Linked DNA regions of Homo sapiens: region 1 is linked to region 2. A link is an interaction called in ENCODE POLR2A ChIA-PET data of the cell type or tissue named here. Cell type or tissue: PC-3. All regions are shown on one strand. Each heading gives the region's core, and the rest is flanking DNA. Links, peaks and the distances in the headings are about the cores only. Region 1 has its middle 35 kb from the start of MIR4757. Region 2 holds the start of LOC105373459 (a long non-coding RNA gene).

The links. Peaks named below come from ENCODE experiments on the same cell type or tissue, not always from the same donor. Only the 100,000 strongest peaks of a DNase experiment are listed, where the experiment ranks them.
Region 1: POLR2A ChIA-PET joins it to region 2 with 6 read pairs; 1 of 35 experiments calls an interaction of 5 or more read pairs at or near these places.

The regions. Positions count from the first base shown.
Region 1 is chr2:19,305,357-19,320,870 of GRCh38, forward strand. No RefSeq gene overlaps it. Among named protein-coding and RNA genes, the nearest start is that of MIR4757, 35 kb to the right of the region's middle. RefSeq lists enhancers at 150-743, 744-1,337. In PC-3, for the core only: a CTCF peak has its summit at 7,797; a DNase peak (open chromatin) is centred at 7,795.
Region 2 is chr2:19,604,217-19,619,730 of GRCh38, forward strand. It overlaps LOC105373459 (a long non-coding RNA gene), which reads right to left and starts at 1,244. Exons shown (of 4, transcript XR_939780.2): 1 at 1,148-1,244. In PC-3, for the core only: no CTCF peak of the experiment used is centred there; DNase peaks (open chromatin) are centred at 3,815 and 7,875; H3K27ac peaks cover 2,670 bases.

The DNA of each region.
Region 1 (15,514 bases), core at 3,896-11,895, 300 kb before region 2:
TCCTTTTCTTCCTAGCCAGCCTGCGAGCTTATGACTTGACAGAGATTATGCCTTCTCATGTTGTTTCTTCTTTCACAAATGAGAGTGCCCTAAACATTTATAGAAATCATCCCCCTGGCTCTGTTCAAAGTGCCAAGGGTCCCACCCATGTACACAGAATCCTGCAGGGCCTTGCAAAGGCATCAGACCCCTTGGGTGTAATCTGAGAACCACTAGCAGAGTAAATAAATCCCTGCCCTGGTGGCAAATACTTCCCTTTACCTCTTCCCTTATAAAAGCAAACTTTTCCTGTCCCATCTCACAAGTGCTCTCTAATGGATTCTTTGTTTTGTTTATTCCACTTAGTTAAAGCCAAAAGCAAAAAAAAAAAAAAAAGAGAGAGAGAGAAAGAGAGAAAGTGCATGAGAAACCACCTAGCACAGTGCATGGCATAGAGTCATGAACTCTGTGTTTCCTCCAATGTTACCTTATTTGAAAAGTGCAGGGGAGGAGCCAAGATGGCCGAATAGGAACAGCTCCGGTCTACAGCTCCCAGCGTCAGCAACGCAGAAGACGGGTGATTTCTGCATTTCCATCTGAGGTACCGGGTTCATCTCACTAGGGAGTGCCAGACAGTGGGCGCAGGTCAGTGGGTGCGCGCACCGTGCGCGAGCCGAAGCAGGGCGAGGCATTGCCTCACTTGGGAAGCGCAAGGGGTCAGGAAGTTCCCTTTCCGAGTCAAAGAAAGGGGTGACGGACGCACCTGGAAAATCCGGTCACTCCCACCCGAATACTGCGCTTTTCCGACGGGCTTAAAAAACGGTGCACCACGAGATTATAACCCGCACCTGGCTCGGAGGGTCCTACGCCCACGGAGTCTCGATGATTGCTAGCACAGCAGTCTGAGATCAAACTGCAAGGCGGCAGCAAGGCTGGGGGAGGGGCACCCGCCATTGCTCAGGCTTGCTTAGGTAAACAAAGCAGCCAGGAAGCTCGAACTGGGTGGAGCCCACCACAGCTCAAGGAGGCCTGCCTGCCTCTGTAGGCTCCACCTCTGGGGGCAGGGCACAGACAAACAAAAAGACAGCAGTAACCTCTGCAGACTTAAATGTCCCTGTCTGACAGCTTTGAAGAGAGCAGTGGTTCTCCCAGCACACAGCTGGAGATCTGAGAACGGGCAGACTGCCTCCTCAAGTGGATCCCTGACCCCTGACCCCCGAGCAGCCTAACTGGGAGGCACCCCCCAGCAGGGGCACACTGACACCTCACACGGCAGGGTATTCCAACAGACCTGCAGCTGAGGGTCCTGACTGTTAGAAGGAAAACTAACAAACAGAAAGAACATCCACACCAAAAACCCATCTGTACATCACCATCATCAAAGACCAAAAGTAGATAAAACCACAAAGATGGGGAAAAAACAGAACAGAAAAACTGGAAACTCTAAAATGCAGAGCGCCTCTCCTCCTCCAAAGGAACGCAGTTCCTCACCAGCAACGGAACAAAGCTGGATGGAGAATGACTTTGATGAGCTGAGAGAAGAAGGCTTCAGACGATCAAATACTCTGAGCTACGGGAGGACATTCAGACCAAATGCAAATAAGTTGAAAACTTTGAAAAAAATTTAGAAGAATGTATAACTAGAATAACCAATACAGAGAAGTGCTTAAAGGAGCTGATGGAGCTGAAAACCAAGGCTCGAGAACTACATGAAGAATGCAGAAGCCTCAGGAGCCGATGCGATCAACTGGAAGAAAGGGTATCAGCAATGGAAGATGAAATGAATGAAATGAAGCGAGAAGGGAAGTTTAGAGACAAAAGAATAAAAAGAAATGAGCAAAGCCTCCAAGAAATATGGGACTATGTGAAAAGACCAAATCTACGTCTGATTGGTGTACCTGAAAGTGACGGGGAGAATGGAACCAAGTTGGAAAACACTCTGCAGGATATTATCCAGGAGAACTTCCCCAATCTAGCAAGGCAGGCCAACGTTCAGATTCAGGAAATACAGAGAACGCCACAAAGATACTCCTCGAGAAGAGCAACTCCAAGACACATAATTGTCAGATTCACCAAAGTAGAAATGAAGGAAAAAATGTTAAGGGCAGCCAGAGAGAAAGGTCGGGTTACCCTCAAAGGGAAGCCCATCAGACTAACAGCGGATCTCTCGGCAGAAATCCTACAAGCCAGAAGAGAGTGGGGGCCAATATTCAACATTCTTAAAGAAAAGAATTTTCAACCCAGAATTTCATATCCAGCCAAACTAAGCTTCATAAGTGAAGGAGAAATAAAATCCTTTACAGACAAGCAAATGCTGACAGATTTTGTCACCACCAGGCCTGCCATAAAAGAGCTCCTGAAGGAAGCGCTAAACATGGAAAGGAACAACCGGTACCAGCCGCTGCAAAATCATGCCAAAATGTAAAGACCATCGAGACTAGGAAGAAACTGCATCAACTAACAAGCAAAATAACCAGCTAACATCATAATGACAGGATCAAATTCACACATAACAATATTAACTTTAAATGTAAATGGACTAAATGCTCCAATTAAAAGACACAGACTGGCAAATTGGATAAAGAGTCATGACCTATCAGTGTGCTGTATTCAGGAAACCCATCTCACGTGCAGAGACACACATAGGCTCAAAATAAAAGGATGGAGGAAGATCTACCAAGCAAATGGAAAACAAAAAAAGGCAGGGGTTGCAATCCTAGTCTCTGATAAAATAGACTTTAAACCAACAAAGATCAAAAGAGACAAAGAAGGCCATTACATAATGGGAAAGGGATCAATTCAACAACAAGAGCTAACTATCCTAAATATATATGCACCCAATACAGGAGCACCCAGATTCATAAAGCAAGTCCTGAGTGACCTACATAGAGACTTAGACTCCCACAAATTAATAATGGGAGACTTTAACACCGCACTGTCAACATTAGACAGATCAATGAGACAGAAAGTCAACAAGGATACCCAGGAATTGAACTCAGCTCTGCACCAAGCGGACCTAATAGACATCTACAGAACTCTCCACCCCAAATCAACAGAATATACATTTTTTTCAGCACCACACCACACCTATTCCAAAATTGACCACATAGTTGGAAATAAAGCACTCCTCAGCAAATGTAAAAGAACAGAGATTATAACAAACTATCTCTCAGACCACAGTGCAATGAAACTAGAACTCAGGATTAAGAATCTCACTCAAAACCGCTCAACTACATGGAAACTGAACAACCTGCTCCTGAATGACTACTGGGTACATAACGAAATGAAGGCATGAATAAAGATGTTCTTTGAAACCAACGAGAACAAAGACACAACATACCAGAATCTCTGGGATGCATTCAAAGCAGTGTGTAGAGAGAAATTTATAGCACTAAATGCCCACAAGAGAAAGCAGGAATGATCCAAAAGTGACACCCTAACATCACAATTAAAAGAACTAGAAAAGCAAGAGCAAACACATTCAAAAGCTAGCAGAAGGCAAGAAATAACTAAAATCAGACCAGAACTGAAGGAAATAGAGACACAAAAAACCCTTCAAAAAATTAATGAATCCAGGAGCTGGTTTTTTGAAAGGATCAACAAAATTGATAGACCGCTAGCAAGACTAATAAAGAAAAAAAAGAGAGAAGAATCAAATAGACACAATAAAAAATGATAAAGGGGATATCACCACCGATCCCACAGAAATACAAACTACCATCAGAGAATACTACAAACACCTCTACACAAATAAACTAGAAAATCTAGCAGAAATGGATAAATTCCTCGACACATACACCCTCCCAAGACTAAACCAGGAAGAAGTTGAATCTCTGAATAGACCAATAACAGGGTCTGAAATTGTGGCAACAATCAATAGTTTACCAACCAAAAAGAGTCCAGGACCAGATGGATTCACAGCCGAATTCTACCAGAGGTATAAGGAGGAACTGGTACCATTCCTTCTGAAACTATTCAAATCAATAGAAAAATAGGGAATCCTCCCTAACTCATTTTATGAGGCCAGCATCATTCTGATACCAAAGCCGGGCAGAGACACAAGCAAAAAAGAGAATTTTAGACCAATATCCTTGATGAACATCGATGCAAAAATCCTCAATAAAATACTGGCAAAACAAATCCAGCAGCACATCAAAAAGCTTATCCACCATGATCAAGTGGGCTTCATCCCTGGGATGCAAGGCTGGTTCAATATACGCAAATCAATAAATGTAATCCAGCATATAAACAGAGCCAAAGACAAAAACCACATGATTATCTCAATAGATGCAGAAAAAGCCTTTGACAAAATTCAACAACCCTTCATGCTAAAAACTCTCAATAAATTAGGTATTGATGGGACGTATTTCAAAGTAATAAGAGCTATCTATGACAAACCCACAGCCAATATCATACTGAATGGGCAAAAACTGGAAGCATTCCCTTTGAAAACTGGCACAAGACAGGGATGCCCTCTCTCACCACTCCTATTCAACATAGTGTTGGAAGTTCTGGCCAGGGCAATTAGGCAGGAGAAGGAAATAAAGGGTATTCAATTAGGAAAAGAGGAAGTCAAATTGTCCCTGTTTGCGGATGATATGATTGTATATCTAGAAAACCCCATTGTCTCAGCCCAAAATCTCCTTAAGCTGATAAGCAACTTTAGCAAAGTCTCAGGATACAAAATCAAGGTACAAAAATCAAAAGCATTCTTATACACCAACAACAGACAAACAGAGAGCCAAATCATGAGTGAACTCCCATTCACAATTGCTTCAAAGAGAATAAAATACCTAGGAATCCAACTTACAAGGGATGTGAAGGACCTCTTCAAGGAGAACTACAAACCACTGCTCAAGGAAATAAAAGAGGATACAAACAAACGGAAGAACATTCCATGCTCATGGGTAGGAAGAATCAATATCGTGAAAATGGCCATACTGCCCAAGGTAATTTACAGATTCAATGCCATCCCCATCAAGCTACCAATGCCTTTCTTCACAGAATTGGAAAAAACTACTTTAAAGTTCATATGGAACCAAAAAAGAGCCTGCATCACCAAGTCAATCCTAAGCCAAAAGAACAAAGCTGGAGGCATCACACTACCTGACTTCAAACTATACTACAAGGCTACAGTAACCAAAACAGCATGGTACTGGTACCAAAACAGAGATATAGATCAATGGAACAGAACAGAGCCCTCAGAAATAACGCCGCATATCTACAACTATCTGATCTTTGACAAACCTGAGAAAAACAAGCAATGGGGAAAGGATTCCCTATTTAATAAATGGTGCTGGGAAAACTGGCTAGCCATATGTAGAAAGCTGAAACTGGATCCCTTCCTTACACCTTATACAAAAATCAATTCAAGATGGAGTAAAGACTTAAACGTTAGACCTAAAACCATAAAAACCCTAGAAGAAAACCTAGGCATTACCATTCAGGACATAGGCATGGGCAAGGACCTCATGTCTAAAACACCAAAAGCAGTGGCAACAAAATACAAAATTGACAAATGGGATCTAATTAAACTAAAGAGCTTCTGCACAGCAAAAGACACTACCATCAGAGTGAACAGGCAACCTACAAAATGGGAGAAAATTTTCGCAACCTACTCATCTGACAAAGGGCTAATATCCAGAATCTACAATGAACTCAAACAGATTTACAAGAAAAAAACAACCCCATCAAAAAGTGGGCAAAGGACATGAACAGACACTTCTAAAAGAAGACATTTATGCAGCCAAAAAACAATGAAAATATGCTCATCATCACTGGCCATCAGAGAAATGCAAATCAAAACCACAATGAGATCCCATCTCACACCAGTTAGAATGGCAATCATTAAAAAGTCAGGAAACAACAGGTGCTGGAGAGGATGTGGAGAAATAGGAACACTTTTACACTGTTGGTGGGACTGTAAACTAGTTCAACCATTGTGGAAGTCAGTGTGGCTATTCCTCAGAGATCTAGAACTAGAAATACCATTTGACCCAGCCATCCCATTACTGGGTATATACCCAAAGGACTATAAATCATGCTGCTATAAAGACACATGCACCCGTATGTTTATTGCGGCATTATTCACAATAGCAAAGACTTGGAACCAACCCAAATGCCCAACAATGATAGACTGGATTAAGAAAATGTGGCACATATACACCATGGAATACTATGCAGCCATAAAAAATGATGAGTTCATGTCCTTTGTAGGGACATGGATGAAATTGGAAATCATCATTCTCAGTAAACTATCGCAAGAACAAAAATCCGAACACCGCATATTCTCACTCATAGGTGGGAATTGAACAATGAGATCACATGGACACAGGAAGGGGAATATCACACTCTGGGGACTGTGGTGGGGTGGGGGGAGGGGGGAGGGATAGCATTGGGAGATATACCTAATGCTAGATGATGAGTTAGTGGGTGCAGCGCACCAACATGGCACATGTATACATATGTAACTAACCTGCACAATGTGCACATGTACCCTAAAACTTAAAGTATAATAAAAAACAAAACAAAACAAAAAAGATAAGTGCAATGTTTAGTGTTTTAAATGGCCCCAAAAATAATTGGGCAGCGGGTGCCATTGCCAAGAAGCTTGCTTCTCAGCATGTGTGCAGACTTGCCGCATGTAAGCAAGAACAATATAAACTTCAGGCACTTATCTCTGGGGCCCCCAGATGGTCCCCTTAGAGAGTTATCAAGGGAGAGTTAGACTAGTGCACACCACCCAAGTAGGGGTCTAGCTCAGGATTCATTTGCAGGTTCAGCCTCAGAAGAAATTGCTTCTACTGGGCTGGGCTGATGAAGTAAGCCTTGACTTCAGAAAATAGCAGATGCTGGTATTTGTCAAGCTGAAAGCCTCATGCAAAATCCAAAGTAGTAAGAAAGGAATCCAAAACATTTCCAAAATTAAAAAATTAGCCAGGCATGGTGGTGTGTGCCTGTAGTCACAGCTACTGGGGTGGCTGAGGCAAGAGGATCAATTGAGCCCAGGAGGTCGAGGCTACAGTGAACCTTGATTGCTGTATTCACTGCACTCCAGCCTGGACAACAGAGAACCCTGCTTCAAAAAACAAATAAGCAAACAAACAACAACAACAACAATTTCCAAATCCAAGAAATCAAAGTCAAGCTATGAAGACTGGAGCATGAACAGCAGGTAGGGTCAACAGAAGTGGGAATAGCAAAGGTGAAGTGGGAACAAGGACTTTCAGAGTGATTGTCTATGCAGTGTTCTGCAAACATTTTTAAGTTCAAAAGTAGATGAACTCTTTTTACAAATAAAAGCATATATGAAACCCTAACACCTAGATTTTTAAAATCCATTTTTATTAATAAATTAGGTATATTTACCAATTATAAAGACAATTGATAAGAATGATTAACTTTATTAACATAAAAATGTGTAATCAAAGATGACAGCCACAGCTTTATGTCACCCTCAGCATCCCACTTATTTTAGTATTTTGTTTGGATTCTATAGTTTCAAAGGCTTTGTAAAAATCCTGGTCACATAAACAAGGTTTTGTAAATGATAATGGTTCTTTTCAACTAATTGCTTTGCAATGAGAATAACTTAGACAGCAATGGTAGGAAAGGCTTTATTTTGAAATCTACAAAAAAATGAACAAATATATTGAAGAACAAATCAAATTTACACAACCACTAAAAGAGAGATGCCTTTGGTTTAAAAATCCCCAACTAAGAACATCTGATATTTGCCACTTGAGTCACAGACTGGCATAGGCTGGAAGCACTGGCCAGTTGGCCTGTCATAAGTTTCTTTCTATACAGAGAAGACAACAGCCAAAGAGGCCCCTGGTGGGGAACTGGTGAACAACCCAACAGTTAAGAAGAAAGAAAATCCCCAACCCATACCATCAAGTAGCTTAAGAGTAATAGAAAGAAGCAAAACAATTTAGAGTCTGATGAGCTCAAGACAAAACCTCAGATGTGTCATTTACTAGCTGTGTGACCTTGGGCAAGTTATTTAATATGTCTGAGCCTTAGCGTTCTCATCTCTAAAATAAAGATGCTAATTTTCTTTCACTAGATTGTTTCATATATTAAATGGGATGCAGTGTGGGTAGGCCTGACCATTTAGGCATTCTGCAAGTAGGACCACGGATGGAACAGCACTGACCAGAGGGAGGGGGACACAGAAGCCCAGTGATTATCTCTGGGGAGCCTGATCCAGATTTGGAAGCGTCTCCAAGAATAGGTCTTCATCACATGGGGAGGTAGAGGGAGGAAACAGCAGGATTTACTTGTTTTTACCTGCCTCCGTGGGGATTGATACAGGGGACAAAATAGAGTTCAAATAAAGAATCAGAGGAGGTGGAGGTGAAGGTCACAAAGACCAGGAAGAGCTATCAACACACCCTGGAAGCCCGAGGAGGACCTTTGTACCCTAGTGATCACTCTGGGGATTCCTCTGAGTGCAGATTGCTGCAGAAATACCCTACAGTACCTTCCTCCCAAAAGTACGCATTGAGGTCTTCCAGAGAAGGGGAGACGGTAGTACCCATGCCACACTCTACAGCAGACCCAGCAGAAAGGAGTGCACACCAAGGTGCTGCTGCTTGGCGGTGTCAACCCCAACCCTGTGCCTTGACACACACATTACCTTCCAGGGCGTTCCAAGATGGCCGAATAGGAACAGCTCCAGTCTGCAGCTCCCAGCCTGCTCAACACAGAAGATGGGTGATTTCTGCATTTCCAACTGACACACACATTACACTGTAAGAGCACCACTTCACTAATGGAAGTTCTGGACACCTCTTCCCTGTTCTAGATCAAAGTCCTGTGTTCTCTTATCACTTCCAAAATCAAAATAGCTGACTGACCCCATTCACTTGTCTGAGTCCTAGAGAACTTACCTCCTAAATCCAACCCCACTGGGATCTCTTCTTTGACCAGGATCATAATCTTTCATCTGCTCTAGGCTACTTACCACCATCCTAGCTAGCTGACTCAGCGTCCACCCCAACACTGCTACCAGGTCTGTCTCATCCCTTGTAAGAGATGAGCCAGGATGAGATGCAAGAGTAGATTCTTCGGGGAGAGAAAGAAAGTGAAGCAGCAAACATCTCAGCTTTTCCCACAGTGTGGAGGGAGAAAATGCCTTTCCACTTTGTCTAATATCTTCTCCCAGGCAGTTGTTGAATCCTAGAGGTTCGCTTTGCTCCCCATTGCCAATCTGTGACTCCCAGCTTAAAGCATCGTGAGTTAACACAAGTTGCTTCTTGCTGGGATAATATATCAAAGGAGGGAGAGAGTACACGCTCCCTCCTAATGGATCTCTTAACAAGCTTACGTAAAGATCACCAATTCACAGAGATCATTGTCCTAGTGACATAGAGTTATAATTGATTACTGTGACTTTGATGCTTAGAGAGTGATTCATTAGAGTCTCATTATCTCTGTCATTTTTAATGAGAAGAGTTGGGTGGTACGTAAACACAGTTATGACAGGCAAAGAGAGAGCAAACAGACCAGAGAAAAAGAGAATTACAGAGGTTCCTGCAAGGTGAAGCCTTTCTTTACCAGAGGGATAAGAAAATTGTGTGAGATGCTCTTTCAGAAATTGCTCTGATGTAGGGCTATAGCCAGACATTAGCAGTGCAAGGCCATGCCACCTTTCCAGGCATATCTGGGTATAAAGCACAAAGCTCCACAATAATCACAATTAAATAAGTGACTGGTGAATTATGGCTGCACTATTTCTGAGGTGTAGTTGATTTGCCTATAGGAATTGCACAGTGGAATCTATGGCCATGCTAACCTTTACTGAGAAGGCACTCCAGGTCAATAACTAGTGCACTACAATCATTCTCACTTCACAAGTAGATCATTGTTTTATGCCTGTATCATGAACCCTAAGGAACTTGACAAAACCGTTTCATTATGATCTCCAGGAGAAGGTCACTTCTCATTCATCTTGAATCCATCCTGTTATCTAGCAGAATGCCTGGTACAATGGGTACTCTAGATTGTATAATGAAGTACTAGAGTTTGGTTGTATAATGGTACTACCCATCTCACCAAAACACTGTCACTTTTCTTCTAAACATTCAAATTAGCAATTTAAGTCTCTATCTTATGTAAATGATCAGTATATCCAGTTTTTCTTTCTAGGGACTTTCTTTGCCTAGAATTGTTCACAAGGTCAATGTTTAATCAAACTTAAAAAGCTACTCCTATTTTCAAACTGCAAGTAAAGGAAAACCTAGAGAGGCTACTTTTCCAGTGATGGACATCAGGTTGCCTCCAACCTTTTTTACCAAAAAAAAAAAAATGCTGCAATGCTCATCCTTGTATATATGGCCTATGGAACTGTGAGAGCATTTTTATGCTGGATCATAGAGTATGTATATACTTAATTTGACCAAGTACTGCCAGATGGCTCTTCAGAATGTCTGCATCAGGGTACCCTTACCCAGCAAAGTATGAGGGTTATTTTATATGCCTGCACCTCCCCTCAGCACTTGACATTATCAAATCTTATAATTTTAGCTAGAATAATATATTTCATTATTATTGTTTAGCTTGCAGTTAAATTGCATCTCTTCATTTACTTGCTGGCCTTTTTTATTTTTTAGCATAGCAGATAGTAAATTTTGAGTTTTTAATTATTGTCATTTTTATTATTTTTTCCTTTCAACTTTGTATAAATTATAAAATGTTTAAATTTTTTATTTAAATAGCTTTCAGGGTACAAATAGTTTTTGGTTATGTGGGTGAACTGTATAGTGGTAAAGTTTGAAATTTTAGTGCACTTATCACCCACGTAGTGTACATTGCATCCAGCATGTAGTTTTTTTAACCCTCATGCCCCTCTCACCCTCCTCCCTCTGACTCTCCAATGTCCATTATATCACCCTGTGTGCCTTTTGTGTACCCATCGTTTATCTCCCACTTGTAAATGAGAACATACAGTAGTTGGTTTTTTATTCCTGACTTACTTCACTTGGAATAATGGCCTCTAGTTCCATCAAGTAGCTGCAAAACACATTATTTTGTTCTTTTGTATGGCCAAGTAGTATCCCACCATATATATATAAAACATTTTCTTTATTGGCTCACCGGTTGATGAGCACTTAGGTTGGTTCCATATCTTTGCAATTGTGAATTATGCTATGATAAACATATGCATGCTCATGTCTTTGTGATATCATGACTTCTCTTCCTTTGAATAGATGCTCAGTAGTGGGATTGCTGAATTGAACGGCAGATCTACTTTTAGTTCTTTGAGATTGTACTAATTTACGTTCCCATCAGCAGTGTGTAAGCATCCCCTTTTCACCACATCCACACAAATATCTATTGTTTTCTGACTTTTTAATAATGGCCATTCTGGTTTGGGTAAACTGGTATCTCCCTATGGTTTTAATTTACTTTCCCTGATGATTAGTGATGTTGAACATTTTTATATGTTTATTAGCCATATGTATGTTTTCTTTGGAGAAATACCTATTCACATTATTTGCCTACTTTTTTGTCTTGCTCTGTCGCCCAGGCTGGAGTACAGTGGGTGTGATCTTGGCTCACTGCAAAGTTCACTTCCCGGGTTCAAGTGATTCTCCTGCCTCAGCCCCCTGAGTAGCTGGGATTACAGGTGCCTACCACCACACTGGGCTAATTTTTGTAATTTTAGTAAAGATTGGGGTTCACCATGTTTCCCAGGCTAGTCTCGAATCCCTGGCTTCAAGTGATTCACCCGCGTCAGCCTCTGAAAATGCTGGGATTACAGGCCCGAGCCAGCCATGCTGTGCAGAAGCTTTTTAGTTTAACTAGATCCAATTTATCTTCATTTTTGTTGCCTTTGCTTTTGGGATCTTAGTCATAAATTCTTTGCCTAAACCAACGTTCAGAATAGTTTCTTCTAGGTTTTCTCCTAGAATTTTTATGGTTTCAGGTCTTAGATTTAAGTCTTTAATCAATTCTGAGTTGATTTCTGTATATATTGAGAGATAGGGATCCAGTTTCATTCTTCTACATGTGGCTATCTGGTTTTCCCAGGACCATTTATTGACTGAGGTGTCCTTTTCCCAATTTATGTTTTTGTATGCTTTGTGGAATATCAATCAGTTGTTAAGTATTTGGCTTTACTTCTGGGCCCTCTATTCTGTTCCATTAGTCTATTTATCTACTTCTATTATCAGTACCATGCTGTTTTGGTGACTATTTGCTGACCTTTTGGATCTTTTCTTGAGTAAATTGGTTGTACATATCCTTGGCTCATTATTCTACTGGGGTTCCTCTCTTTCACATATTAATTTACAAGAGTTGTTTTTATGTCCTAGATATTAATATCTTGTAATAACATTACAAGAATATTATCCCAATTTTTACACTGTTGTTAGCTTTACTTATGATTTTCTTAAATTTGATGTAGTCAAATTTATCAATTCTTTTTTATTTCATACATTGTATTTTAAAGGTTTTATTGAAGAAGTGATTTTTCTTTCCAGACATCAAAAATATTCTCCTATATTTTCTTTCATTAACGTTATAGCATTTCCTTCAATATCTAAGACTTTAATCCACCTAAAGTTTACCTTTGTATGTTGTCAAAAAAATTTATATTATGAGGCAGTTTTTCCAAATCTAACTACTAAGCTACTTATCTCTCCTATCCCATTGACTTGTTATGCCAGTTTTCTTTAATATTAGTTTCCCAGATGTGGGTACAAATATACATAGATATGAATATAGATATTTAGACATGGAAATACAGATGTAGATATATGTGTCCGGGTTCTCTATTCTGTTCTACTGGATTATTAGTCTCTTTATATAAATATCACACGTTGTAATATATCTTAGTATCAGGCCAAAAAAAATCTCTTTTCTCTATTTTTTAAGATTGACCTAGCTATTCAAGGACCTTAATTCTTCTATGTAAGTTTTAGAATGTTTGTATCAAGGTCTTCAAAATACCCCACTAGAATTTTAAATGGAATTATATTGAATTTATAAGTTAATTTGGGGAGACAGCTTGATAATATTAAGTCATTCCATACAAAAACTGGGAATGTATATCCATTTAAATAAATCATCTTGTACATACTCAAGTAGAATTTAACATTTTTATATAAATCTGTGTATGCCTTATTAAGGTAACTCCTAGATACTTTATAGTTTTTATTGATATTACGAAAGTTATTGTCAAAAAAAGTTATTGTCTTTGTTGTTTAAGTTTTTTAGTTGATAGTTTATTATAGCTGGTGAAAATAATGTTAAATATATTTAAGTTGATCTGGGATCTGGCAAATTTACTGAATTTTCTCATTACTTCTAATAGTTTATCTGGGGTTTTTTCCCCTATGGAAGCTTCTTTTAGTTTTCTTTTATCAGTTCCCTCACTGAGCCAACTGATATAATAAAAACACTCCAAAGAAAATATTTTAAAAGAAAAATTATAAATTATAAAAGAAAAATATTTTTTTGGAATTTTTTCTATTTGGAGATTATAGATTCAACAGGCTGAGTAACTTTTTTAAAAATAACTACATGGTGAATAATGGGAACCAAGAAGAAAGATCTAACTATGTATGTTTTAATGTAGAACATGTTCTGCATGGAAGCTACAATTGGAAGTAGATACTCCTCTTGGATCTCGTAGATTTGTGAATATTGTATAAATTTCCTTTGTTTCACAGTTATATAGATGTTGTACATAGATAAAATTGAGACATAAAAGTTATACTACGGTTTATAAAAACAGGTTTTCATCAGCTTGTGTTCAGCAAATATCTTGTGAAAAGAAGTAGAAGACCATTTGTTATGTGGCAACACTGACAGTTGCAGTGCAAGGATGGTCACTCAGTCTGAGTCACCAGGACTGGAACACTGACCATGGCACGCATCCTCCCAAGAAATGTCTGCTGCTACACTGTTTCCTCTTGCCAGCTCTACTGTTCTGCATCCTTCACCCTCTGTCCTCTTTACGCTTTTGGCTACAGTAGGCACAGGTTAAAGTCCTCCAACTGGAAACATTTGTGAAAACTGTTCCAAGTTCCTTGAACTTTTGTCAGTTTTGTGGTATGCATTTCAAACAGTGGCAGATGTTTCCCCTGTGCTATTCACAGCCTCCCTCCAGTTTCAAAGCAGGAAGAGCCCTGAAGCAAATGAGGGCTATCTCTTGCTAAAAGCAGGAATATCATACCCAAAAAGAAAATTCAGCTTGAAAGGAGTAAGTCACAAGTTTCAAGATCCTTTGGTGGATTTTTAAATGATGGTAGTAACCCTGATCACACAAAGGTCAGTTAGAATACCCATATTCTTTCATACCACCCAAGCCTTTCCCGAGTTCTTTTCTTACAGCCTATCAAAGAGCAACTGGAAGGCCTCTGTGGCTCCCCCCACCAGCAAACATGAGATTCCATTCCCATCTTGGACAAGGAGCTAAGAATCACCCCATGCTCAAGTAAGTAGTGGGGTCTGCCATCATGAAAACTGGCTCCCCAAGGAATGTGCTGGGGCAGGAAGGAAGGAGGGACTGACACTGGGACATGAATCTCACTCAGCTCTTTTAAGACAGGCACATGCTGCCACCTGGTTCCCATTACAGCTTCACTATAGTAAGATTTGGCCACTGAGGCACCCAGGTGGAAGAATGAGACTCAGGCCCTCAGTGCTTAGAGCCGGAGAATGTTCCCAGCATATCACAATTACAGAAACATCTGTGCCCAACAGCTTTCCGTTGAACTGCTGTGAAAATTTACAGTGTTCGATTGCTTTCAGAATTTCTCACTTCTCAGCCTAAGGCAGGGTGGTCCCAAGGCTGCCAGTGAATTGCAGCAGGAAGTGAGAGAGATCACAATTTCCAGGGTTTGGATGAAATGTGGCACAAGGGTGTGAGGGGTGAGCCTGGAGCCCCAAGTGCTACAGGCTTCCATCAGCTGGTTATCTTTTCCTTCCTTTTTCATTCAATCAACATATACTTCCTGAGCATGACGTGAACTGACTTCACCATGGATAAAAATCTGAGTAAGCGTTGGTCCTCAAAAAGCCAAGAATTTAGAGAGAAGTAACCACTGGTTAAAATTGATTTGTATTATATACTACATTTTTTATTTTGAAACCACAAGACAATAAAAGTTTTCATGTATTATACTAAATATGTAAATAAACTCTATCCATTTAGAAGTACCATCTAGAACAGCACTAATCAAATTAAGGCCTCAAACTAGCTACATGAGCATCACCTGGTATCTTGTTAGAAATGTAAATTCTCTGACACCCCCCACCTCACCTACTAGTTGGGATTAATACTAGGAATCTGTATATTAAAAAGCTCTACAGGTGATGCTCACTAAAGCTTCAGCAGCATTGACCTAGAATATAAACAACAACAACAACAACAACAAAATCCTAAGCAAATAGGATACCCAAAACAACCCAACTTGATTTTTCCAGGGGAACCAGGAGAAAAAACCAAGAAGGATGAACTAGCCATTGTAGCACAAGAGAGGGTCACAAGCATTTGGAGGTGGGAGTAGATTAATAATTCTAG
Region 2 (15,514 bases), core at 3,713-11,712:
ATCTGTTGACAAACACTTACGTCATTTCCATATTTTGGGACTTGTTAATGCTGCAATTAAACACGGGAGTGCAGATATCTCTTTGAGATACTGATCTCATTTCCTTTGGATATACAGCCAGAAGTAAGATTGCCTAATCATAAGGTAGTTCTATTGCTAATTTTTTTAGAAACCTTCATACTGTTTTCCATAACGGTTGTAGTCTTTCCCTTTTAAAAAAGCGAAAACTTTTTTTTATTTCCAACTTTTACTTTAAGTTCAGGGATACATGTGCAGGATGTGCAGGTGTGTTACATAGTTAAATGCGTGCCATGGTGATTAGCTGCACAGATCACCCCATCACCTAGGTATTAAGCCCAGCATCCATTAGCTATTCTTTCTGATACTCTCCCTCTTTCCAGCTCCCACCCTTCGACTGGCCCCAGTATGTGTTGTTCCCTCCATGTGTCCATGCATTCTCATCATTCATCTCCCACTTATAAGGGAAAATGTGCTGTGTTTGATTTTCTGTTCCTGTGTTAGTTTACTGAGGATAATAGCTTCCAGCTCTATCCATGTCCCTGTAAAGGACATGATCTCATTCCTTTTTATGGCTGCATAGTATTCCACGGTGTATGTGAACCACATTTTCTTTATGCAGTCTATCATTGATGGGCATTTAGGTTGATTCCATGTCTTTGCTATTGTGAATAGTGCTGCAGTGAACATACATGTGCATGTGTCTTTACGGTAGAATGATTTATATTCTTTTAGGTATATACCACATAATAGGATTGCTGGGTCAAACAGTAGTTCTGCCTCTATGTCTTTGAAGAGTCACTACACTGTCTTCCACAATGGTTGAACTAATTAACACTCCCTCCAACAGTGTGAAAGCATTCCTTTTTCTCCACCACCTTGCCAGCATCTGTTGTTTTTTGACTGTTTAATAATAGCCATGCTGACTGGTCTGAGATGATATCTCATAGTGGTTTCGATTTGCATTTCTCTAATGATCAGTGATGCTGAGCTTTTTTTCATATGTTTGTTGGTCACACGTATGTCTGCTTTTCAGTAGTGTCTGTTTGTGTCCTTTGCCCACTTTTTAATGGAGTTTTTTTTTTCTTGTAAATTTGTTTAAGTTCCTTATAGATCCTGGATATTATACCTTTGTCAGACAGAGAGATTACAAAAAATTTGTTCCATTCTGTAGGTTGTCTGTTTACTCTGATGATGGTTTCTTTTGCTGTGCAGAAGCTCTTTAGTTTAATTAGATCCTATTTGTCAATTTTTGCTTTTGTTACAATTGCTTTTATCATCTTCGTCATGAAATCTTTACCCGTGCTTATGTCCTGAATGGTATTACCCAAGCAGAAAAAATTTTAAGCTTTAGAAAGAAGAGAGAGAGAAAAAAAAACAGAGAGAGAAACATGTGAGGGGCGTTTTTTTTTTTTCTGCTAGAACTTAAATCCATTTATACCATCTGTCAAAGTCTTCTCATTCAATTGAAAACAAAAACACTATGTCTATTAGAGTATTGGAGGTAAATGAACACTCAATATGTTAGGAACACTTAACAACAAGAGAGCCAGAGAGTGACTAGGTGAAGATCCTAGAATCCATGTCATATGACGGGTAAGTGGAGGAAAAGCATGACTTACCTGGAAAGAGAAAACTTAAAGGATACTTGACACCTGCTATTAAATGTCTAGCAGGTTGTCACATATAGGGGGAAGTAGACGTATTAGTTGTGGTTTGAATGTTGTGGTCTGAAAGAATTAGAACCAATGAGTGAGAAATACAAGATATAGGTTATTAATCCAACCTTGATCAGATTAATTAGTAAGCAAGAAGCTAACTCATTAGTTGTACTAAAATATTTATCCTAGTATTCATTCAGACAACCTGTACAGATTTTTAATACAGAAATCCCTATTTCACTCATAATTCACTGCACTATTGCAGAATGATAAAAACTTACCAATGTAATAACAATTCTTTATATTAATTGCCTATATTCATGCCTGTAATAAACATGTTCAATCTGTGTAATTTGTTTTCCTGTGCTGTTTGTTTTGCTAACATTTATTGAAACATAATTTTATGTCTGTAAATCTAATGATAAAAATCTACTTTGTGTTTGTATTTTATGTGCTTATTTAGTTCTTCTAGTGATTTATCTTTATTGTATTTTACAAAAATATTGGTTTGCTTTAGATTAGAAATTTTAAAAACTGATTCTTAACCACAGAAAGAGAAGCACTGACTGGTGTTGATGCTCAATTAGAGCTGAAGGACCTGCTGCTGTGGAGGCTGAAATGGGAAAAGCTGCTTCGAAGGTGGTTGACACCGAATTGTATCATCCCCCAGTGCAGTGTCGACACAGTAGGCTCTTAATTGCATAAAATAAATATATAAACATTATATAAATTATACAAAATTGTAAATACCAAACCTATAAATGGTATAACTTGCAAATTGATTTTTTAAAATCTCTACGTAGTCCAAAGGAGGCAAGACAGGTGGCTGGAGGCTTAACCCATGTTAGATGATGAGTACGGCTTGATGGAAATAGAACTTCCTAGCCTTGAAAAGTGAAGACATCAAGAATACTTCCTCGCTGTCTTCAAAAGATCTTAAGGGTGTTATGGCAGAGGTTAAGGGAATTGTAAGAAGTATGCTAAGAAAATCCACGAAGTAAAACTATGACTAATGGATGGAAGGTGCAGAAAGGCAGATACTGATTCAACAAAGAATCTCTCGACAATTCCAGTTTTAGAGAAATGAAGAGAGCTGCCTCATGTGGTAGTGAGTTCACTGTTCTTGTAGTTCTTGTAGTTCACTAAAAGACTGAGGGAGTTTGGGAGCTGAAAAAAGGTTTCCTGCACAAAGTGGAACACTCTGCATTTTATAGCATTCTTACAAATTTTTCAAGGGAGTGTACTAGGGCTTTCATTATCTAGTATTTTATATTAAACTCATAGAAAATCTGGGAGGTAAGTATCACTATCCGCACTTTAGAAATGAGAAATCAGAAGCTTGGAGTGGTTAAAAATGGTCACAGACAGACAGAAGTGGTGGGTATGGGGTTTCGCCCCTGGGGTGGCTGATGCCATGCTCTAACGGAACATAATACTGTCAGCAACTCTGAAAGCCAATGACTCTGTGTACTCAAAACCCTGAAATGTGATCAGAAACCTAAAAAAAAGAAGTTCCAAGACGAATAATTTTTATTTCATTAGATGTCTTTTGGAGTTTGAGGCTCTTAATTCTCTGAAGACTTCCAGAAGGTGCAAGAGCCTCCCCTCTTCCTACCACGTGCTTCTCTTCCATAACCTTCGTCCTTCCCCTCTCCAACTATCCAGAAGTCTCACAATGACTCGGAGAGAAAGGATGTCATTGGTATGCGCAGACATTCTGGCTTTACCTCTTTCCCAGGATACTGTACTTTAAGAGATGTAGCTCTAGGCAGTAACATTTTGTCCAAAGGAATTAACTGCAATGGTGGAATGTCTGGTATAGTGAAAAAGATTCTTGCATATAGGAGACCTTCTAAGCACCCCCAACCACACAGTAGAGGACACCACTGAGCCTCCCTGTGGCAAAGCCAGTCCTTCTCTTAAGTTATATCAACACAAGCACCCTTCAGCAGTTAAGTTTCCTGGAACATCCAAAGATTCATTGACTTATGCTTTGGAGGAAGATTTACAAGTCCTCTTTTGTAAAGAGAAGTTCGCTATGTGACTTGAGTGAGACAGAACATCACTTGCTTTGATCCTTGCAGAAACAGGATGAGAGGTCCCAAGATTCTGACTCACTATCCATTGCCCTGACCCTGAGCAACCCAGCCTCGTCCTGGTCTTAAAGTGTATTGGCACTTTGCTGTCTGTTCTCCTTCCATTGCTTTTGATTTTGCATACCCTGAGTCATCTCTGAAGATTCCATGCAACCAGCTGGGTGGCTGGCATCCAGCTCTGTGACACTTGCCTTGATTGATGTGCATCCTCTTAAGCATCTGCTCACGACAACTGTCTCTACCCTGAAGATGACCAGAAGGGACTCCTCATCTTGCTTTACCTGTCTTCAGCACTTAGCCATTAGGCTGTTACCAGCAAAGCTGTCCTTTTCTCATAACAGATCGGCCTGATTGTGTAACTGTATCCCTTTACTTCTGACAGCATTTTCAGCTTTGTGTAACCTCCAAACATATGAATAATTTTCACTTGTGCATTGCAATGAGCTTGGGGAACATTCAGAGTTCAGAGGTACAGCTAGAAATATGTCCAGAAGGATGAGTCAAATAATGTTGGGGGTGACTGGGAAAGAGAAGAAAGGGTCCTGCCATGCCTCTCCTGTGAGCCAACAGTCTGATGCGCACTTCAGGGTCACTGTTTCCAGTGTGCAAGTCCTTGGCTGTTGGAATGAAATGTCTGCCTCTTTGTTCTGCCTCCCACTTTCTCCTCCTTCTCTTCTTCCTACTTCCCTCTCCTCCAATTCACCCCATGAAAATATTGCATAATGTTCACAGATAACCCACTAAGCCTAGCTTAGTCTATTAGGAGATTCCCTTTCTGTAAGCTTTCAGAATCCCATACATTTGCCAGCAGTGTGATTGCTTTCTAAGTCAACATGACTGTCCCCTTCCCCAAAGGAACCCTTCACTTTTCTTTCTTAAATTCCACTGTGTGTCTCCCACAAACAGGTTTTTTAGTAGAATCTCATGAAGATAAGAATGCCTTTAAAGAATGCAAGATTTCTAAAAATATTCAACAAAAATATTCCCAATACACCTCTCATAACAATTCCATCCCAGAGTGTGGTCCAAAATAAATTGAGGATTTGTCTGTACAACAGCTTCAAGATGTTCAGAAGGTGTCAAAAATGGCAAGGATCTGACACTCATCGAAGTGTTCAGTTAACCATACCCACAACCTCCAGGGCTTTAAAAACATATAAATTGCAAAGATTGAGGTGAACAGTTTGATCAACTTTGAATCCAAAGGTGCTGATGACAGACAGGAATAGGAGCACTTCCCAGACACAATTATGTTCAGGCAGCTTGAAGTAAAAGTAGCCAGCCTTGGTGTAGTGCTTTGCAAAGAGTGGTGATTTGCATCATCCAAGTGCTTTGCAGAGCTTTAGCAAAAGTATTCTGAGTGTGAACAAACAGTAGAGACTGTGCTTGGAACAAGCTGGACAGAGTTCACCTTCCCGTGGGGAGCAGGGAATGTTGGCTTTAGGACCAGACCTGCTCTCTGCTTCTGGCGCCATGGCAGCACGCTTGCACGAGGCCTTTGCTCCCCTAGCATTGGAAGCCACTCCAGCCTTGAGTGCCAGCTCGGCCACCTGAATGGAAGACAAGAGCTCTTTGGCAGCCAAGATGCCCCAAGTTCTTCCCATTTTTATTCCACTCATTCTCTTTCCTCTTCCCCTCCCATGTCTCTGGCTACTCGTTCCCAGGCCCATCCCTGGACTTCTCCTCTTCTGCCCAGCCTTTACCTGTTTGTGTTTTCCAACCTTCTCTTTGGCCCACTGCTTTCCTCACTCATTCTACCCTTGCTAGACATGCTAATTCCTTCTCTTGGCTTTAACCCCTATACTGAGGGCTTCCAAATCCACAGCCCCAGGTGAAAGCTCTCTCTGCTCACTTCTTCAGTGTTCTAGGACCCATTCTACCCCACACATCCTGATTTCCTTTTGCTGTGTCCCTTCTGTTGGAATACCCCACCATTTCTTCAATCTCTGCCCCTGAAACTTTGCCTGATTAGGAAGACAACAGGATGAGGTGAAAGCACATGGAACTTGAAGCCCTGTAGGGTTCAAGTTCTCACTCTGTGTATCTGGATCACCTACAGGTCTGTGTGTCTGGATCACCGATCTCTACCTCAGTTTCTTCATCTGGACAATGACACTAAAGCTGCAGGGCTGTCAGGAGGATTAAGTAAGGTAATGCAGGTGAAAGGTTCTGCACAGAGCTTCACTCATAATCAGCCCTAAATATGTGGTGCTGACATAATGGTATTAATAACAATAGCAGCATCAGCAGCAGCAGCAATGGTGAGAACAGATAATAACTGAAGACTGCCTGCCCGTCTGATAGCATACTCCACTTCCCCAGCTCCAGTGGGACATAAACTGCCAGCCCCACCTGTGACCACTGCTTCCTCCTGTTCTTGCCCCACCCTGGTCCCTCCTTACCTCATCTGTGCTCTAAGTAGAGTGAATCTTTTTACCTACCCCCAAAAGAACCCCAATATGACACAGAATATTCCATTAATAGTCAAAAACATTAGACGCTTAATAGGCAACAAACCTATTTTTCCACTGACTTCTCTAAATGCTCACTTCTGAAACTACCTCCACTCTCAGCTGCTTGGGTAGATGATAACAGCTACCCTGGCCCAAGGGCTGTGGGGATAGCTGGTAAAGGAAGGGGCTACAGTGGGGCTCAAAAAGGAAATCAAGACACAGCAGAACTGAAAAGAGTAGAGATGCTCCAGTAAGCTGGACAATGTGTCCTTGACTGTGGAGCCAGGAGCTCTGAAATGAATTTGGTTATCTACCTGATAGCAACCTCAGAGGGTAAGGATGTCCTTCGAGTCCCTTAATTCCCTTAGAAACACAATGAAGGCCAGGCTCAGTGGCGCACGCCTGTAATCCCAGCACTTTGGGAGGCCAAGGAGGGTGGATCATCTGAGGTCAGGAGTTCGAGACCAGGCTGGCCAACATGGCGAAACCCCATCTCTATTAAAAATATAAAATTAGCCGGGATGTGGCACGTGCCAGTAATCCCAGCTACTCAAGAGGCTAAGGCAGGACAATCGCTTGAAGCTGGGAAGCGGAGGTTGCAAGGAGCCAAGATCACATCACAGTACTCCAGCCTGGGCAACAGAGTGAGACTCTGTCTCAAAAAAAACAAAACAAGACAAAACAAAACAAAAAACAACCAATAGAGACCTTTAGATTTTGGGTTTCTATGTTCTCAGTTTGAAGGTATTTTCATTTCTTAGTTTTTAAACTTATTGGATGAAATAACTATAGTTTTCTTAACTTTTTATCAAACTATCTTTCTCAGCTTCAGCTAATGTCCACCTTCATTCCAGAATTCCATGATTTGGTGAACAAGACATGTTAATACCATCTATACCCTTCACACCTTCACAGAGACCAGTGACACTCTCTGTTACTCTTTGTTTTTACAATCAGAAGAGCCCCTACCCCCAAGAAAGCACTATAGTTCTAATGTAAATGGAGCTTAGCACAGCATCAGAAAACTGGAGCTCATCAACTCCGCAATATGGTACCTGACTCTGAAGACATCTCCACAAACAGTGCTCCCAGCCTTTTTCTCCTCTTGGTGCACATAGAAAATGATACCTTTTTCATGGCTTTCCAGGGTAAATTGAAGGAGCTGCTCACAGCTGGAGGTAACTAGGCCACAACTCTGGAGAGCCCCAGAACCTGCCCGGCTGCCCCAAGAATTAAGAGGATCAGTATCTCAGACACACCTGTAATCCATTTGTAGCAACTTGGCATGCCCTGGCACCCCGTTGAGAAGCTCTACCCAAAAGGTTGTCGTATTGCCTGAGAGACCAATAGAATGCTTATTCCATTAAATAAGACCTTCTCTTCAGAAAGCCCAAGTCTATTTTTCACCTCCGTGTTAGCTTCCCTGAAATATGTTTCCCATTCACTAGTTAGTGCTTTGTCATGCTCAGCAAGGAGGATGATCTGGTGGCCACAGTAAAGAAAGAATCAGGAGCCATGTGGATTCTAAATTTATGATTCAGCAGCCATGGCTTCTGACTCACTCACATTAGATGACCTGTGGAGAAAACCACTGGACTTTGGACAGGCCCTGATGAGATGAGCTGGAAAATAATATCACAATGGGTTTCTACTGGCAACCAAACACTATGTGAAAGTTGAGACTTCCTGAGCAGATAAATTAAAAGCAAGCTGTACAGGAGCATCATGACAAAAGCCATATGTTGAACTTCAGCAGATGCAGGACAGAAAACCACAGAGCCTATCATGTCACACAGCATCACCTCTTGTACACCTATAAACTGCTGAGCTGTGTCAACAAAGTCACCTGGTCACTGTCCTTTCTGTGTGTCACAAGTATACTAAGTTGTAAAATCTGTGGACTCGGAAGCCAGGTAGGCCTGAGGTAGAATCCCGGCTTGAATACATCTGAGCTATGTAATGTTGGGCATGGCACTCAGCTTCTTGAGGTGTCAGCTGTGTTCTCTATAAAATGGGGATAAATGTGTGCTCATAATTTTCTCCATAAATACCAAAAAAAATTGACAGCAATTCAGCAATGATTTTTTTTTGACATAGTCTCGCTCTGTCACCCAGGCTGAAGTGCAGTGGCACGATCTCGGCTTACTGCAACCTCCGCCTCCCGGGTTCAAGCAATTCTCCCTGCCTCAGCCTCCCGAGTAGCTGGGATTACAGGCACCTGCCACCACATCTGGCTAATTTTTATATTTTTAGTAGAGATGGGGTGGCCGGGCTGGTAATTTTGTATTTTTAGTTTTTGCCATGTTGGCCAGCCTGATCTCAAACCCCTGACCTCAGGTGATCTGCCCACCTTGGCCTCCCAAAGTGCTGGGATTATAGGTATGAGCCACCACGCCTGGCCTCAGCAATGATTCTTGACTTTAGGAAATAACCAAGACAAAAGAAAAATAGGCTACTTCTTTAAAAGAAGTTCAATGGATACACATGAGAGGCTGTCCCTCAGAAGCCAAGAGAAAAACAGGGATGTCCCCCCATCACCAACCATAGTTTCACACAATATCAAAAGTATTAGCAGAAGAAATAATAATAATAAAGGTCTACAAATTGGAGGGGAACAGTTCCACTTTCAAATGAGCATGGAATAGAGGTGCTTTTCTTGTAAAATGTTTCTCACTCCTGCTGGAAGGTTTTCCCTGTGCCTCCTGCTAAAAGTCCTGGGCGGTATACACAGCAAAAACATAAGAAGCCTGAAATGTAGAGAGAAAGATTCAGACTGACTAGGAGCCTCAGGACCCAGGTAATAACATGATAGAGAGTTCCCTTGGTTTTTTTCTTGCCTAATCTATCCCAGATCGGGCGCTGGAGAAGCCAGCAATCCAAAAACACCAACCAAAACAAACAAATAAGCAAAATAAAATTCCAACTAGTGCCAGTTCTCTCTAGATAAAGGAACAGGAAGGGACAACCTGGCAAGACAGAGAAGTTTAGACATTGACCTCTCTGCCCTAGAGAAACACCATGGGATAAAAATGGCCATACCTCCAACCTCATCAGCAAAGACTGAGTGGGAAGCCTGGACTTTTACCTTCTTCACCTGGCTGTAACATGGAACCTGACCCACCCACCACAAAACCTCTCTACCACTGGTGTGGTGTCAGACAACAAGTGAGAAGCCAGGATTTTCAAGTGAAAAATAAACTTGGGACTTTCTGAAGAGAAGATCTTATTTAATGGAATAAGCATTCTGTTGGTTTCTCCTGGTCTCTCAAAGTCCAGTGGTTTTCCACAGGTCATGCCTGGCTGCAATGAGCCCTCTCCCCATGGAGTCAGTAGAAACTAGGTAGGAATTCTGAACTTCTACCCCCAACAAATGGTAATGAGCTGCACTTTCTCCACCATGCCTGTATCAGGAGGCCTAATGGAGAGGCAGGACCTTCTCACCATCCAGTGGTAAAAAGGATGCCCCATGTATGTGATGTCAGTAGAAGCCACATGGAGAGCAGTAAGAAGGCACCCCTCCTATACCAACTAGGGTAATATAAATGAAAACCTAGGAGGGAACCTAAATTTCCACTCCTACCTAAGGAGTAGATGCCCTTGCCTCATCCCTCCCCACCCACCTCCCTGCTACTTAGGTCAAGTGGGGAACTAGGACCCACCTGGCAATAATGAGGCAGGACACTCATTTCCCTTCCAGAGTGATATCAGGTGAGGCTTGTTAAAGCAGACTTAAATAAGATCCAGGGCCTTATAACATAATACCAAAAACGTTCAGGATACCACAAAAAAAAAAATCACTCATACCAAAACCAGAAAAATTTCAACTTGAGTAAGAAAAGAGAATCAACAGATGCCAAACCCAGGATGACACAGATGTTAGAATTATCTGAAAAGAATTTTAAGTAGCTATCATAAAATTACCTCAGTGAGTAATTATGAACATGCTTGTAATAAATGAAAAATATATTTTGGAACTGATGAATACAATAACCAAAATAAAAACTTAATGGATGTACTCGGCAGCAGAATGGTAAGAACAGAGGGAAGAATCATTGAACTTAGAACAACAGAAATTACTCACTCTGAACAGAGAGTAATAGACTTAAAAACTTAATACAACCTCAGAGTTCTGTGGACAATATCAAAAGATAGAACATTTGCATTATTAGACTGACAGAAAAAAAGGGAAAAGATAGTGGGGTAAAAATATCCCCAAATAAATAATTCTGACTTTTAAAAAAATTTATCCAAAAACATAAACCTCCGGATACAAGATTCTGGGAGAACTTCAAACAAGATAAACCAAAAGAAATCCACACCAAGACACATAATTAAACTTCTGAAAATTAAAGACCAAGAAGATATCTTGAAAGCAGTGGGAGAAAATCAACAATCAAGAGAAAATCAAGAGAATGTGTTAGTCTGTTTTGCATTGCTTTAAAGAAATACCTGAGACTGGGTAGTTAATAAAGAGAACAGGTTTATTTGGCTTATGGTTATACAGGCTGTACAAGAAGCATGGTGCCAGCATCTGCTTCTAGTGAGAACCCCAGGAAGCTTTTACTCATGGTGGACAATGAAGGTGGAGCAAGTGCATCACATGGCAAGAGAGGAAGCAAGACAGAGAGGGGGAAGATGCCAAGCTCTTTTAACAATCAGATTATCGGGGGAACCAGCCCCCAATATTTCAAAGTCGGTTCTTTTTATTTTCCCTAAGTGTCAGCTGGTCAGAGAAATAAAGAGAAAAGGGTACAAAGAGAAGAATTTTACAGCTGGGCAGCCATGGGTAACATCACATATTGGTAGGTCCGTGATGCCCACCTGAACCACAAAACCAACAGGTTTTTATTAAGGACTTCAAAAGGGGAGGGGGTGTATGAACAGGGAGTAGGTCACAAAGATCACATGCTTCTGAGGCCAATAAAGATCATAAGGCAAAGGGCAAAGCAAAGATCACAAGGCAAAGGGTGAAATTAGAATTACTGATGAGGGTCTATGTTCAGCTGTGCATGTATTGTCTTGATAAACATCGTAAACAACAGAAAACAGGGTTCGAGAGCAGAGAACTGGTCTGACCTCAAATTCACCAGGGTGGGGTTTTTCCCCACCCTAGTGAGCCTGAGGGTACTGCAGGAGACCAGTGCATATTTCAGTCCTTATCTCAACCGCATAAGACAGACACTCCCAGAGTGGCCATTTATAGACCTCCCCCAAGGAATGCAATTCTTTTCCTAGGGTCTTTATATTATATTCCTTGCTAGGAAAAGAATTTAGTGATATCTCTCCTACTTGCACGTCCGTTTATAGGCTCTCTGCAGGAAGAAAAATATGGCTGTATTCTGCCCAACCCCGCAGGGAGTCAGACCTTTGGTTGTCTTCCCTTGTTCCCTAAAATCACTATTATTCTGTTTGATTTCAAGGTGCACTGATTTCACATTGTTCAAACACCCATGTTTTACAATCAGATTTCATATTGTTCAAACACACATGTTCTACAATCAATTTGTACAACAGTGGTCCTGAGGTGACGTACATTCTCAGCTTATGAAGATAATAGGATTAAGAGATTAAAGTAAAGACAAGCATAAGAAATTATAAGAGTATTATTTGGGAACTGATAAATGTCCATGAAATCTTCACAATTTATGTTCAGAGATTGCAGTAAAGACAGGCGTAAGAAATTATAAAAGTATTAATTTTGGGAACTGATATACATCCATATTAAAATGAAATCTTCACAATTTATGTTCCTCTGCCGTGGCTCCAGCTGGTCCCTCCATTCTGGGTCCCTGACTTCCTGCAACATCAGATCTTGCATGAACTAATAGAGTGGGAACTCACTCATTACCACAGGGAGGGTGTCAAGCCATTCATGGAAAGATCCACCCCCATGATCCAAACATCTCCCAACAGGTCCCACCTCCAACATTGGGGATGACATTTCAACATGAGATTTGGAGAGGACAAATTATATCAGAGACCTTCCCTAAACAGAAAGGATATGATAAAAGAAGGAACTTTGGAACATCAGAAAGGAAGGAAGGACAATGGAAAGAGAAAAAATATGGGTAAATATTATAGATATCATAGACTTCACTTTTTCTTTTCCTGTTGAGACAATTTTATGTGTAGAAGGGTGAAGAAACTTAAAGAGGCTGGGTGTAATGATTACACCTGTAATCTCAGCACTTTGGGAGGCCAAGGCAGGCAGACCACTTGAGCCCAAGTGAAACCCTGTCTCTACCAAAAATACAAAAATTAGCCAGACTTGGTGGCATATGCTTGTAGTCTCGGCTACTCAGGAAGCTGAAATGGAAAGATTGCTTGAGCCCAGGAGGTGGGGGTTGCCGTGAGCCAAGATTGTGTCACTGTACTCTAGCCTGGGTGACAGAGTGAGACTGTTAAAAAAAATAATAATAAAAGGAAGAAAGAAACTTCAAAGGAGGCATGGCATGGTGTCTACACTCAAACTGGTAAATAGTCATAAGTTATATATACACATACATATATATACACACACTTATGTATATATGTACATATATATATACACATACACATGTACATATATAAATGCCTATAGCTACTCCTAAAATTTTATTCAAAAAGATTCACTCAAATACACTATAAGTGAATCAAAATGGAATTCCACGGGGAAAGGCCACGGGGAGAAGAAAACTTCCAGATGAGCTTTGTAACAATTTTGACCAAATGTTAAGTGTCCTGGACAGAATCCAGGGGAGAAGGTGAACAGGGAGTGCAGATACAAGCACAAAAACTGCATCGGGGTAGGCCTAAAACCTGAAAGCCCTGCTTGCATTCTCAGCAGGGAGGCTTTTAGCCTGGAGCAAGTTCTCAGCTCTGCTCACCTCACCTGCTGCCTGGAAATAAGCTTGGTGCTGTTGGGGGAGCACTGTAGGAGTGACACTGGCCTTTTGGGTTGCATGGGAGCTGGGTGAGGCCTGTCACTGCCACCTTTCCCCCACTTCCCTGATGGCCTGTATGACTCAGAAAAGGCAGCCATAATCCCCCTTGTAACATAACTCCATCTGTCTGAGAACCACACCTTTATCCCCCACAGCAGCTGCAGCAAGCCCCACTTAAGAAGTGGCTGAACTCAGACACTCCTAACCCTTCCCACACCTCATGGTCTTTCTCCATGAACCTGGTAGCTGAAGACAAAGAACATAATCTCTTGGGAGATCTATGGCCCTGCTCACTGCCTGAGAAACTTATCCAGGCAACCCTAGGGCAACCCTGTATCCTCCCTATGCTAATGCAATCGATGCTGTCTTGAAAGCAACACCTCCTGGCTGGGGACCAATAAACACAAAACTAGCACACTAAACAAAACTATAACCAAGGACTCTCACAGTCTACTTCACTCCACTGCTACCTCCACCAGAGCAGGTGCTGGTATCCATGGCAGAGAGACCTGAAGACAGATCGCATTACACAACTCTTTGCCGACACTCCCCAGTACCATCCTAGAGACTGGTAGCCCCACAGGGTGGCTAGACCCAGAAGAGAAATAACAATCACTACAATTTGGCTCTTGGGAAGCCCTATCCCTAGGGGAAGGGGAAGAACACCACATCATGGGAGCACCCCATGGGACAAAAGATTCGAGCAATAGCCCTTGAGCCCCAGATCTTCCCTCTGACATAATATACCCAAATCTATCCAAATTAGAAGGAGCCAGAAAAACAATTCTGACAATATGACAAAACAAGGTTCTGTAACACCCCCAAAAGATCATACTAGCTCACCAGCAATGGATCCAAACCAAGAGGAAATCTCTGAATTGCCAGAAAAAAAAAATCAGAAGGTTAATTATTAAACTACTCAAGGAGGCACCAGAGAAAGGTGAACACAAACATAAAGAAATCAAAATATGTTACAGGATATGGATGGAAAAATCTCCACAGAAATAGACAGCATAAATAAAAAACAATCACAACTTCTGGAAATAAAGGACACACTTAGAGAAATGCAAAATACACTGGAATGTGTCAGCAATTGAATAGAACAAGTAGGAGAAAGAACTTCAGACCTCGAAGACAAGGCTTTCAAATTAACCCAATCCAACAAAGACAAAGAAAAAAGTATTGTAAAAACTGAGCAAAGTCTCCATGAAGTTTGGGATTATGTTAAACAACCAAACCTAAGAATAATTGGTGTTTCCGAGGAAGAAGAGAGATCTAAAGGCTTGGAAAACATATTTGAGGGAATAATCGAGGAAAACTTCCCTGGACTTGCTAGAGATTAAGACATTCAAATACAAGAAGCTCAAAGAACACCCAGGAAATTCACTGCAAAAAGATCATTGCCTAAGCATATAGTCCAAGTAATCTAAAGTTAAAACAAAGAAAAGAATTTTAAGAACTGTGAGGAAAAAGCATTGGGTAACCTATAAAGGAAAACCTACCAGATCAACAGATTTCTCAGCAGAAACCCTACAAGCTAGAAGGCATTGAGTTCCTATCTTTAGCCTCCTTAAAGGAAGCAATTATCAGCCAAGAATTTTGTATCCAGCAAAACTAAGCTTCGTAAGTGAAGGAAAGATACAGTCTTTCCAGACAAACAAATGCTGAGAGAATTCAACACTGCCACACCAGCACCACAAGAACCTCTAAAAAGGCTCTAAATCTTGAAGCAAATTCTTGAAATACCCCAAAATTGAACTTCCTTAAGGGATAAATCTCACAGGACCTATAAAACAATAACAATGAAAACAACAACAACAATGTATCCAGGCAACAACTAGCACAATGAATAGAATACTACCTACTTCTCAATACTAATGTTGAATGTAAATGTCCTAAATCTTCCACTTAAAAGATACAGAATGGCAGAATGGATAAGAATTCGCCCACCAAGTATCTGCTGTCTTCAATAGACTCACCTAACACATAAGAATTCACATAAGGTAAAGGTGTGCAAAAAGATATCCCATACAAACAGACACTAAAAACAAGCAGGAGTCGCTATTCTTATATTTGACAACGCAGACTTTAAAGCAACGAGTTTAAAAAGACAAAGAGGGACATTATATAATGATAAAAGGACTAGTCCAAAAGACAAATATCACAATCCTAAATATATTTGCACCTAACAATGGAGCCCCTAAATTTATAAAACAAGTACTACTAAACCTAAGAAATTAGACAGCAACACAATAATAGTGGGGGAATTCAATACTCCACTGACAGCACTAGACAGGTCATCAAGACAGAAAGTCAACAAAGAAACCATGGACTTAAACTATACCCTAGAACAAATGGACTTG